2 separate regions of the Homo sapiens genome follow, and region 1 is linked to region 2. A link is a contact called in ENCODE Hi-C or POLR2A ChIA-PET data. All regions are on one chromosome and are shown on one strand. The core of a region is the stretch at or near the end of the contact, and the rest is flanking DNA. Distances in the headings are between cores, read along the strand shown. Region 1 holds the start of LINC00334 (long intergenic non-protein coding RNA 334). Region 2 overlaps ADARB1 (adenosine deaminase RNA specific B1).

What was found. Hi-C counts contacts between places; a loop is a spot of excess contacts on that map. ChIA-PET counts read pairs that join two places held with the same protein, here RNA polymerase II (POLR2A). Pooled maps may share reads with other maps.
Region 1: a map of PC-3 shows a loop between it and region 2 (12-fold over the local background). The contact joins the promoter of LINC00334 here to the enhancer-like site in region 2. A Hi-C loop is called at or near these places in 8 of 168 maps with a recorded cell type or tissue (Caco-2, GM12878, IMR-90 and 5 more), 4 of 37 single-sample maps with no recorded cell type and 7 of 50 pooled maps. POLR2A ChIA-PET finds 5 or more read pairs at or near these places in 3 of 52 experiments (activated CD8-positive, alpha-beta T cell, common myeloid progenitor, CD34-positive and naive thymus-derived CD4-positive, alpha-beta T cell).

The regions. Positions count from the first base shown.
Region 1 is chr21:45,231,106-45,237,238 of GRCh38, reverse strand. LINC00334 (long intergenic non-protein coding RNA 334) reads right to left here and starts at 2,899. Exons shown (of 3, transcript NR_135279.1): 1 at 2,733-2,899.
Region 2 is chr21:45,135,092-45,141,905 of GRCh38, reverse strand. The region is part of intron 2 of ADARB1 (adenosine deaminase RNA specific B1); the gene reads right to left. Among named protein-coding and RNA genes, the nearest start is that of ADARB1, 64 kb to the right of the region's middle. RefSeq lists an enhancer at 2,938-3,232. Within about 2 kb of position 3,130, at least 5 of the 41 ENCODE cell types and tissues checked have a DNase peak (open chromatin) inside an H3K27ac peak, as active enhancers do; they include PC-3, where a contact is called at or near this core.

The DNA.
Region 1 (6,133 bases), core at 1,650-4,149, 96 kb before region 2:
CCTGTCTTTTCAGCCTCTTGGCTTTATCTTTTGCAGAGCAGTTTTTAATTTTAATGAAGTCCAGCCTATTGTTTCCTTCATAGATGTTGCCTTTGGTGTTGTACCTAAAAAGTCATCACCAAACCCAAGCCATCTAGGTTTTCTCTAATGTCACTTTCTAGAAATTTTGTCGTTTGTAGTTTCTGTGATCTATTTAGAGTTAGCTGTTGTGAAGGGTTTATGATTTGTGTTTACATGCTTTTATTTTTTCATGTGAACATCGAGCGCCATTTGTTGAAAACACTATCTTTTGTCCATTTTATTGCCTTTGTACTTTTGGCAAACATCAGTTGACTATATTTATATGGGTCTACTTCTGGGCTCTCTATTCTGCTCCACTGAGCTATTTGTCTGGGAAACAAATAGCTTGCACTAGGCTAGACACTCCAGACCTCCTCATCTGCCATGGCCTCATTCCTGGGAGCCCCACCCCTTGATTCTCAGCAGTTTACATCCAGGGTGGAGAGGTGCTGGGTCACAGGGCCTGACAGCCATGTTCCTCTGGGTGGCAGTCACTCAGCACTTGCTTCTCACTGCCCAGCAGAGCAAACCCAGCTGCACATCGGTCTGACTACCACTTCTACTTTCACTGTACTTCCTTTATCCAGCCCAAACGCCATCCCAGCCAAGACTCAAAGTGTGAGTTCCATCTTGACACCCTGAAGACCAAGCAAGGGGTGGGTGGCCAGGCTTTACTGTCTTTGTTTTGCAGAGGAGGAGGCTGACTGAGGTATATGGGAGCAAAGCTTTAAGCCCAGGTACCTTGATCCCCAGACCAGGGCGCTTCCACTGTCACCCGTTTCTCCCTGAGAGGTACATGCACTGCAGGGTTCCTTGAGATAGCCCCTCCCTTCCCTCCAAATTGTCCCAGTGCCCTGAAGGTCTGCCCACTTTCAGGATTCCTGGGGCTGGATGGGTCTGAGAAGCCAGGCTTCTGTTATGATGTCACTGACCTCATGGTGCACGGCGTGCCCTGTGTGAATCCCAGGGCTCCAGCCCCACCCCTGCTTGCCTGGGCAAGGGCTTGACATGAGGGATGCACAAGGTCACCTGAACCACCAAGGAGCTGGGGTGGGAGAGCCTGCCCTGAGGCAGGGACAACAGGGTGGCCCCTCCTGGCTGCTGCCACACTCACTGGTCACTCCAGGCATGCGCCTGGTTTATAAGCAAATTATCCAGGGCATTTTTCTCTCCAGGGCCCAAACATATTTCTCTACTACTTAAACAGAGGTAAATTGAATCCACTTAAAAGTACCTGCAGCACAGTTCCCCCCACCTATTTTTTCCCTCGGTTTTGTCGCAGAAAGAGGAGGCACCAAGGAGGCAATCACAGCAAAACTGAGTGACAACACAATGAATTCTAAAACAGAGGCTTGTCCCTTCAATGATCAAATCAGATTTGTCCATGGCAATATTCATCTTCAATTTAAACACAGACAGGTCATCCTCAAGAGATTACTTCCGCCTCAATTCACACAGGACAGGTGATGGGAAGCGATAAGAAACTGTGTCATATCCCCAAATACACTGCATACTGACCCACAGATGGGTGAAAGGGGTGCGCAGCTCTCTGCTTGGCAAGTGACAATATTCAACGGACAGTCAGCATTTTTGCTCTAGAATAGCTACATATAAAGCAATTTGACACATGCCAGGAAGAGGCGATCTTCTGCTTATCCTTTCAACGATTTTTAAAAATAAACTACTTTATAGGATTACATAGCATGAACTGACGGTTTATGAGGGAAGTTCTAGAATAAATAACAATGTACTCATAAGAAATGGATTTTTTTTTCTTTTATAAAAGGTAAACACCCAAATGAGATGGGTTCGCTATCTCACCGGGACACCCAGGCATCCATGCTAAGCTGATTAGTTCCAGGCCAAAGGAGAAAAACAAATAATAGTTTGAAGGTCGCCCTCCTCTGATTTTGTGTAAAAAATATCCCGGCTCTGCATAAGCCCTTCTGTCCTCATTCTCCAGTTCAACTGCTTGAGGTTTGCTTTTCTGAGAAGAAATGTGTTCTCCATATAAATGAGGCTCGGGCGTGGACAGTAAGGACACACACACAGCACAGAGGCTCTGGCCTGGACCCCCAGCCCCAGGAAGGGCCCTGCAGCTCAGACGACATTCAGTGCCCTGCCTGCTGGTTTGCCGCACTGGCTGGTGCCAGGCCTCGGGGGCAGGCAGGCTGGGGTGCACTCTAGTGTCTTGAGAAGCTCAGGATTGGCTGTAAGTCCACCACTGAGTGCTCTGGTTTGGGGTGACTTACCCCTTTGCAGACGAAACCTGAGAAATAGCACCCCGTCCTCAAGGCAGCCCCAGAGTCCTGCAGCCGGGCTGGGCTGGAGAAGAGGCTCACAGGGAAGCGGGCTACAAGTTTTTGGTTTTGCTCCTAATCTCTGAATTTTGAAAACCCGTAACCCCTCATATGCGTTTAGCTCACAATTCAATTTTTAAATTATACAGTTGTTTTGTTTTATAGAAAGGTTGTGATTTCTGTCCTAAATATTGATCTTTACAAAAAAAAACCTTTTGGTCCTCCTTTACATGTCCACGTTTGTGGCTCCTTCCACCGTGGCCACACCAACCTCTGCCTCCCCCTTCTGGGCACCCCTCACCACTCATCCCCGACACGGCCCCAAACCCCAGCCCTCTCTCCGCCCCAGCCCCTCCCTGCGCCCGGCATCACCTCGGGCCACCTGGGACCTCTGGCAGTTACCCTCGAGTCCTCGCGGTGACTGAGACCCCCAGGGCAGGATCCGTCTCCAGTTTAGGAAAAGCTCTAGGAACCAGTGGTCACTCTCAAAGGAGAACCCACGACCTGTGTGTGGCGGGGACTAGGACTCATCCGGGTCTGAACACGGTAAAGATGGACGCCTTCCGCTTCCGCCTGCCGCTTCCGCCTGCCGCTTCCGCCTGCCGCTTCTGCCGCCGCTTCTGCCGCCGCTTCTGCCTGCGCCCCCGCAAAAGGACTAGCTTTTGCTCCTTTGGAAGTTTTGGTCGTTCCTGGACGTGATTCGGCTTCTGTCACAAAATTTGACCCCAGTGCCATCTACTTTGCCTCCTGGAAGTCTTTTGTGCTTACCTCGCCCTACTTCTCTACAACAAAAAGCTTTAAATGGGGTCAAAAATTTAAAATTTATTTTGTGATCAAAAGCTTTTAATATCTCCTGAGTTATTTTCACAAGTAGTATCACTTCAGTTTTTCAGAAAACATATGTATGTTACAAACTGATAGATAACTATTAACACATAAACACATTTGATTGAAACTGCCTCGTTAATGAGAAGAGTGGGGCTGTTTTTCCAGCCGATTGGTTCCCACACTCAAGGAACAGGAGGACTCAGCTCCAGTGAGGCAGGCTTCAGTCTCAAGTATATTTTTCTCTTCATTTTTATAGACCATGTTAGGAAACTTTGTTTGCATGAATATGTAGATAAGGAGGTATAGTATAGCAATGGCCCTCAATTGTGTTCTGAACTCTTCTGAGTAATAGTTCCTAAATCCGATGATGATCTGAAATTTTAAAACTGTAAAAATTAGTTTAATGCTTTATCAGCTATCAACTCGGTTTTTCATTCAAGTGTTTTGAAAGCAAAGGATTAGAAACTACTTGACTTGCCAAAGGATGTGTTATCCAGTCAGTCTCAATTTCTGGAACATTTACTAAGAGGCTGTCCTTGTCTCAGTTTATCAAGGGACTGTCGTTTATCCCTGATTCTCTGTCACCTTATTTAATCTAATATAGTTTGAGGGGGTTGAGAACATTAAAATGTTGTTAATTTCATTGCTTTTTGGGGCCAATTTAATATTTTTGATAAAATGCTTTTATTATACTATTATTTTAAATGTGTTTTCATTGAATCCTTGAAGATGTAGTTCATTCTATTTATGGCAGATGTCCTCCATATACCCTAATCCTCCTTGTCAAACCAGTGAACCAAATTAGACATTTTTCGTCAGGAAAAGTCTGACCTACTTTTTCAATTGAAATAAAAGTGTTAGCATGCTTTTTCAAGGATATTAAAAAAAGAAAACCACTGAGAAATAAATTATAGAGGACATCTTATTAAATTACCAAAAGCAATAAAGTTATGATTTAAGACGTGTAGAGCTAATATAATTAATTGACCCACTTTATGATATGCCATTACAAGAAAATACATCTATATACCACTCTTCTTACTTAATTTGTAACACTTTAATGAAGCATGTGGGTAAATGTTCAGGTCATGTACTAAGTGAGGACTTGTGTGTATATGTTTATTGAACATTACTTTTAGGAGCAAAACACTAAATAAGAATCAACTATAGGCCAGGTGCAGTGGCTCACACCTGTAATCCTAGCTGTTTGGAAGGCCAAGGTAGGAGGATCACTTGAGCCCAGGAGTTCGAAACTAGTCTGAGAAAGATGGCAAGACTCCTACAAAAAATTTAAAAATTAGCTGGGTGTGGTAGCATGCACCTGTAGTCCCAGCTACTCAAGAGGCTGGGGTGGGAGGAGCCCAGGAGTTTGAGGCTGCAGTGGACTACGGTTGTGCTACTCCACTCCAGCCTGGGTGACAGAGACCCCATCTCTTATTAAAAAAATCAAGTATAAAAGTCATTTATAAACCCTCCCCCATTAATTTTGCTACGTATTACAGAAGTTCAGGAGGGGCTGTGCAGAGCTGGACCTCAGCCTCTGAGGTGGAGTGCTGCTGTCCTGCTACTGGCACCTGTGAAGGCGGGCAGTGAGACTCCAAAGCAACCTGCTGATGAGAACCAATAGCAGCTTTGCAGTTGCAGAAGCACTGCGGCTGAGCAGCAACAGCAAGCAAATGGCAGGAAATCACCTTCTCCCTCATCCTGTCTGCCATGGTCCCTCTTGTACTACCTTTGGCAGAATATAAAGCCAGCAGAGAATGGGAACATCATATTTGCAGGGTCCCAGCCTCAATATTATAAAGCGGAACGTAAATATTGAATTTGGAACTGAGAGATAAAGCTTCATAACTGACCCAAGTGGTAGATAGCATGAAAGGTCCAATGTGTCTTCACTCTAAGTCCTAGAAGGAAAGAATCAACATAATGTGGAAAACTAACAAATCCCGTAGCTGACAAAGTGTAAGGTGTGTCTGCAGTATTGTTTATGAGTATCTAAGAGTATTCAACTCATCCATAGAAAATAAGAGAAATGAGCAGACAGGCCAGTAGCCTGTGAGACACATGAGCCAGTAGACTGTGGAGAGAAAATGGGAGCATCAGAGAGGTATTCAGTATTCATAAGGCATTCAGTATTCATAAGACATTCAATATTCATGAGGCATTCAGTATTCATGAAGCATTCAATATTCATGAGGTCAGACAAAATTATCCACCGGTTATTGACTTCTGTTTTGGCCCTACTGTTTTCTGCCTGGGACAAGCAGATAAAAGCCCTAATTCATTTAATCTATTAGAGTTAGTCAATTTGTCAACGGAGTCAATTTTAACATCTTACCACTTCCCTTATTAACAGATTTTATAATGATTAACATAAAATCTTTGACCTTTGTTCATTAGAAAAATAATGGAGATTCCCATCTGTGCCCCAGTGGGACAGAGACTGAGACGTACTCTCATATACTTGGGTCTCCATGTCGCCCTGGCCTTATCACGTTGATATTACCCAGACTAAATTCTGGGTTATTAAAGATGTGTGTTGTTTTCTTTCACTTTTTTTTTTTTTTTTTTTTTTTTTGAGACGGAGTCTCACTCTGTCCCCCAGGCTGGAGTGCAGTGGCGCAATCTCGGCTCACAGTGCAACCTCCGCCTCCCAGGTTCAAGCGATTCTCGTGCCTCAACCTCCCGAGTAGCTGGGATTACAGGTGCATGCCACCATGCCCGGCTAATGTTTTGTATTTTTAGTAGAGACAGGGTTTCGCCATGTTGGCCAGGCTGGTCTCAAACTCCTGAGCTCAGGCAATCCACCCACCTCGGCCTCCCAAAGTGCTGGGATGACAGGCGTGAGCCACCGTGTCTGGCCTGACTTTAGCTTTTTAAGAACCACCGCAGGCAGGGCGCGGTGGCTCACGCCTGTAATCCCAGCACTTTGGGAGGCTGAGGCG
Region 2 (6,814 bases), core at 1,881-4,380:
AGGTAACCCACAGGTGGCTAAGGTGGCCCTGGGATGGCTAAGGAGACCCTGGGGTGGCTAAGGCGACCCAGGGATGCTAAGGTGATCCTGTGGTAGTTAACATGGCCCAGGCGTGGCTAAGGCGACCCAGGGATGCTAAGGTGACCCTGGGGTGGCTAAGGTGACCCAGGGATGCTAAGGTGATCCTGTGGTGGCTAACATGGCCCAGGGGTGGCTAAGGCGACCCAGGGAGGCTAAGGTGTCCCTGGGGTGGCTGGAGGGACCCACGGGTGGTGAAGGTGGCCCACAGGTAGCTCAGGTGGTACTATGCTAGCAGCAGAGGACAACTCAAACCTAGGGGGACTATCACCCTTGAAGGACAGCTCCATCCCCATTTACAGACTCTGGGAAACTTTTTAAATTCTTATGAGCTCTGAATATAAATTTGATACTAAACTGGAACATACATTGACAGGTATTTCTTTAAAGATTCTTAGGCATTATTTAAAAATAATGCTTTCTATAACTGGCTACTAAAAATAAAACAGAATGGCAATCCTTTGAAATATATTCTGTAAAACCACTACTACATATTTAGATCATGAGAGTATAGGCTAATTTTTTGCATTTTAACATAATTATTACCTATTTGGAATATTAAGCTTAAAACAATAGAATCATAAAATTATGTTACACAAAGACTACACAGCAAAGTCACAACTTTTTTTTTTGAGACAGGGTCTCGCTCTGTCGCCCAGGCTGGAGTGCATTGGCACAATCTTGGCTCATTGCCACCCGTCTCCTGGGATCAAGCAATTCTCCCACCTCAGCCTCTCGAGTAGCTGGGACTACAGGCATGTGCCACCATGCCTGGCTAATTTATTTTTACTTTTATTTTTTGTACAGACAGGGGTTCACCATGTTACCCAGACTGGTCTCAAACTCCTGGGCTTAAGCAATCCTCCTGTCTCAGCCTCCCAAAGTTCTAGGATTATAGGCTTGAGCACCACACCTGGCCACAATTTTTAGAATTGCAAAAGATGTACAAAACTTCTCATTCCATAACACAATCAGCCCCTTCCGCAGACTTAATTTATTATATCAAATTTATAAATTACTTGATAAAATTTTATTTACAATTCAGATCACTCACTGAATTAAACCAGCTATAAGTATTCCATCTCATTGCTTCACAGGTCCTCTAAATGGTAAAAATGAAGCCAGGGAACAGAAAGCTTTCTGAAGGAAACTGGCTTCTGGACGCACACTGGAATGCACACACACATACACTCACGCACACACACACAGATGGTGTAAAGACAAGAGGTTTGTCCTGGTGGCCACCGCTCAGAACGCCACTGAGCCTCCTCCACTGAGTCTTAGAAGCGGCCCTACAGCACCATCTGCTGTTCTGCAGAGGTCACTCAACGCTCCACACCACAGCAACCAAGCCAGGAGCCACCCAGAAGCTACAAGGCATGGGCTGCCAGGGGCGGACCTGTACCTCACAGCCTGGTCTAGGTGCTCTGCTGAATACAAACCATCTGATGGGACATCAACATCAGACAAGGTCGCCCTGGGCCCTGATGGGTAGGACATCTGCACGGGGTAAGAGGAAACTTTTTGGGGTAAGAATATTCTCTACCTCAGCTGCTTGGTGGTGTGGCACTGGCATACATTTGTCAGAATATATTAGAGTGCACACTTTAGAAGAATGATTTTTGGCTGGGTTGAGGTGGGTGGATCACCCGAGGTCAGGAGTTTGAGACTAGCCTGGCCAACATGGCAACACCCCATCTCTACTAAAAATACAAAATTAGCCGGGCATGGTGGCGGGCGCCTGTAATCCCAGCTACTAGGGAGGCTGAGGCAGGAGAATCGCTTGAGCCTGGAAGGCAGAGGTTGCAGTGAGTAGAGATCATGCCATTGCACTCCAGCCTGGGTGACAAGAGCGAAACTCTGTGTCAAAAAAAAAAAAAAAAAAAAAAAAAAAGAGTTTTATTGTCTGTACATTTTACCTCAGTAAATCCAATTTTAAAAAAATCAAGAGATCCCAGAAGAAAACAAATTCTATAAGAAAGGTAAGTCTCAATTTGAAATAAAATAGAAAATACACATATTTCAAGAAGAATGAATTAAATGGGTTCCAAGAAACAGAATGAATAAGCTGGAAAAGGCTGGCGATAGCATAAGAAAGGCAGTGGTCCCTCTCAACAAGAGAACACGGAGAGGCAGAAGTGCTGATGCTCAGGGCCCACGGGCGCACGCGGCCCCACACTACCACTCACCACGCTCGCTGCGCCCGACAGGCACCTTCCCTGCCCCACGTGACAGAGGAGGAAGCTGAGCATGGGAGTTGAGACACTTGCTCGACCGCTGGATCCAAACTCAACTCCATTCCCCACTCTGCTCTACCACTCCATGCCAGGCAAGAATATGGGAAAAAGAGAAAACGGAGCCAAAAAATCAAGGAAACCAGGAGAAAGAGAAAACGGAACCAAAAAAATCAAGGAAATCAGGAAAAAGAGAAAACAGAACCAAAAAATCAAGTATACCAAATCCAAGTATAAAGCAAATTAAACTGTGGCATGACTTTCAGCAATCGTCATAATAATATAAGTGCCATTTATGAATTTGGAACTTTGATTGAACCAAGGTTACAGAACAGAAGAAGTTTTCTACTTTGGTAACACAGAAGACAAACAAGGCTGGGAGCAGTGACTCACGCCTGTAATCCCAGCACAGTGGGAGGCTGAGATGGGTGGATCACCTGAGCCCAGGAGTTCAAGACCAGCCTGGGCAACACAGCAAAACCCCGTCTCTACAAAAACTACAAAAATTAGCCAGGCATGGTGGCATGCGCCTGTAGTCTCAGCTACTCAGGAGGCTGTGGCAGGTGAATCGCTTGAACCCGAGAGGCGGAGCTTGCAGTGAGCCAAGATTGTGCCACTGCACTCCAGCCTAGGCAACAGAGCGAGACTCTGTCTTAAAAAAAAAAAAAAAAGAAGACAACAAACTGACAGAGGTCAGACAAACTGACACCACCGAGGAGCTGAGGGCCAGATAAGTGCTTCTGCTGCCTTCCATGCAGGAAACTGAGAGGCCGCCCAGGGCCCACAGGCCACGAGCACATGGGCCACTCAGTCTCTAGGATGACCAGCAGGGGGCGTGGTTTCAGGCTTGGTAAGCTGATCCAGTGCTCGTCCTGAAGCCCTTTCCCCTACCCCTCTACCAAGGGTGCCACAAAAATGAAAGGCTCATTTTCTGTCTCTTTTGTGACTAAAGCTGGCCACAAAACACACTTCTTGCCAAGGAGAAAGACACAGTTCTGGTGAAAGACAGGTGAAAATATGCTGAGGGCTTCCACAATGTCTCTGACAAAAGGAATAGACAAGAGCTCCACGGCCTGCTCCTTCTCAGTTGTTCCTGCCTTAAACACAGAAGTGGTGTCTAAAGCTGCTGCTGCTGTACTGCAGCGATACTCACCCAGAGCCCTAAGATGGCTGAACTCTGGACTAGCTCTAGCAAACTCCTCCCTCTGGATTACTTACGACATAAGAAGTGCGTATATACATCCAAGGTGTGTAAGATACTGTGAGTCATGCTGTGACCTTCACCCAGAATCAATCCTAAATGATACAGGAAAAGAAGGTTGGAGAAACGTCACGGAGCTAAATCCTCCTCCATGTGAACTAACAGTGCACAGTTAATGTCTAAAGTTCATAAATCAAACAATAGCAAGTGCAGGATGCAGCCCTTTCTCTTGGTTAAGCTCCTATTATGTTGCATCTCTGTCACTTATAGCCAATCCTAATACTAATTAATATAGAAATACAAATATCTAAAATGCATTTTAAAAAATCAGTGATGCCACTGAGGAGGGCAAGAGCTATACTCTATCGCTTCTCATCAAAAGCCCTTCTAAGTTTGAGGGCATCACTCCCATAGAAATTGAAATTAAGCACAGGTCTGCCCTTTTCCTGCCCCCAGCAGGCCCAGCCTCTCCCTCCCCTCCAGCCCACCAGGCTTCTGGAGTCATATCCAGAGCCCCTCCTGCCTGGGGTGCCCACCTCCCATGCCATCTCCCTGGAAAACAAACCCAGCTTTCCAGACTTGCTGCAACCCTACATCCATGAACTCTCCTGCCCTGCCTCCTGGGCACACCTCCTTCCATCCCCACTTTCCTCACAGTGCCACCATCATCACAGGCTTCCTCCCCTCCACACCCACCAGGCTGTTCACATGCAGTGGGCAGAGACTGTATCTGAACCCTCAGAGCCTCAATCAGGGGCAAGGCAGAGGCCAAGCTCCATCACTGAACGCAGACATCCTCACACCGTCCTCTGAAGAGACTTCAAATGTTTTATTTTAAATCGGATTGATGGGCCTTCACACATCAGGGGACTGTTGGTCACTAAAGCACAAAGCTCCTGGCACACCCGAAGGGCCACCCACGTACCCTCAGACCAAGGAAGGGCAGCCAAGGGGCAGGAATGGCCAAGAGCCCCATCCCCACCACCAGCATGGCGATGGCGTAGGTTAAGAAGGGGGTCAGCAGTCATCAGTCTTCCAGAACTCTCGACATATCAGGATCACAAGCGGCTGCAGGCTGGAACCTCAGCCTCCAGCACCTTACACAGGGGAATCTGCCCACAAGAGGGAGCTGCTGTGTCACTCCGAGTCCCTCCATGTAGAAAAAGCCTTTGGGAACTACTGAACAGAAGTAAATTCAGATTGTCCTGGATCTACACGTGAATCTTCTCACTTCTTGCCTTTTACACACACACCAGTCTTCAAGGTCTGGATTCATTACTTTTAGTTTAGTCATGCTCAGAGCACAGCAAAGCTAAAAGAAAATTACCAATTTCTAAGAACTTCAGATATTTATGATTTTACACCCAACAGTGTGTATTTTGTTAAATTCTTATCTATTCAAGTCATACTTCTGTGGTTAATTGTGTACTTCTTCAGAACCTTAAAGCCACATATAAACTGGGAATCCAACCACTTCTTAGGAATTTTTTTAACTTGATGCTGTTTAAACCAAGCTTTACTCAGATTATTTTTTAAGTAGAAAACAATCCCAAGTCACAAACTCCCTTGTTCCACACCTACCTACCAGTGTCCCTGGCCCCTGTGGACACCAGCTGGGGGCGGGATTCTCCCTGCAGCGCACACACCAAGCAACCTGGGGGAGAGCGGCAGGGTGCCTCCTCTGGGTGCGGGGACACCCCTGCTCTCCCAGCAGCCGCTGGCTGGTGGGGCAGCTCTACTGTTTTCTACCCCCGCCAGCTGTCCCCACAGGACTGGTCTGTCCCCACATTTGTCCCCAGGCCTCGGTCAGTGCCTCCCCACAGGGGCTCAGTACATGTTTGTTGTTAAAGGAATGATTCTCTCTTGAGCGCTGCTACAGGTTCTGAAACATGGTGCCGGGCGTAGCAAACATCACGACTCCACAGCCCACTTCACAAGCAGCAGTTCCACTTGTCTGCACCACTTGACGTTATTTTCCCTAAATCTGGTGTATCTGTAGTTCTTCCCTGTCATCTCAGCTTAGGCTGAGGCCCCAGGTCTGAGGAAGAAGAATGCTAAGGGTCCACATGTTTTTAAGAGCAGGGTCTCCCCACCCATCATGTAGAGCTTGCTGGAAGCCTGGAAAGCCTGCCCTGCTGTCCCTCACTCATTCCCGCACGAGGGCACCTGACAGGAGGCCAGAACCAGAGCTCAGAGACAGTGGACCTGTCCTAAGAGAGCGAGTCCTCACAGCAGCTGGCCACCAAGAAGGGGAGGGAGTTCGTGGTCCTCCACTCCTTCCCCTGGTTTTACTCCCCTCCCTCCGATCCCTCTGATCCCTCCCACCCCCATGGGCCCAGGGACACCACAGGATGAACACAGGCGCATATGACTCACATTGTGTCCCTGCTCTGATGCTGCCTAGTCCCGTGGCTGCTGGCGGCCTCTAAAATTAGAAGGGTCTTTGGAAAGGGGCTGTGCATGGTCAGATTTTCAGGACAGCACTCAGCTTCACCCACCCCCATCACAGAGGACCCACCGGGGAGGGTGAGGGGCAGCACAGTCTCCACTGGGCCCACCTGCAGTCCAGGACCACAGGACCCACAGAGGGCCCTCTTGACTGTGGCCACACCTTTCTGCTGACATTCTACACTTCATATGTTTTTTTTCCAATTTTTCTAATACATTTCGAAATGTGGATGGCAGACTTGTCAGTTCCAGAAAGCCTTTCTCGCACTCTGCCTTCATCTTCTGAGGCCTCACTTTGCTTTTCGACCTAAATTAGGTCCTGTCTCTTCTAGTCTTTCTGCTTCATTAGGGGCTACTCTGTCTATCTACCGCTCACGGTTTTGAGGTCACCAACTCAGGACCCCGTATCTGTATGCACTGACAGGCAGGCAGCACACAGTGGTCCTGCTGAAAGCAGCAGTTTGGTCTTTTCCTCTTAAATCACTGAGTCCTCTGAGATTCCCTGGAAGGAGATATTCTCCACCTGTTTATGGTTTTAACTCCCCTCAGTATGCAGCCACACTAAGGGGTGCCAGGAGGATGCAGACAGCTGACAGTTGTTGTCATTCTGGCAGGCCGGTCAGCACACGGAGTGTGGAGGCCTCTGCCAAGGAACAGGGCGGAGGGCTCTCTCTGCCCTGTGGGTTTGAATGCAGCCAAAGCATCTTGGGATCTGGAAATCCTACCCAGCACACAGTCCTCCATGAGAACTTCCAATTCCAGAATTAGTAGAACTGGCAATCCAGACAAGGCCCCATCAGCAAGCAGGCCCCTTAGAGCAGGTCTGCCCATTTCTATAAACCTTTGGCTTTGC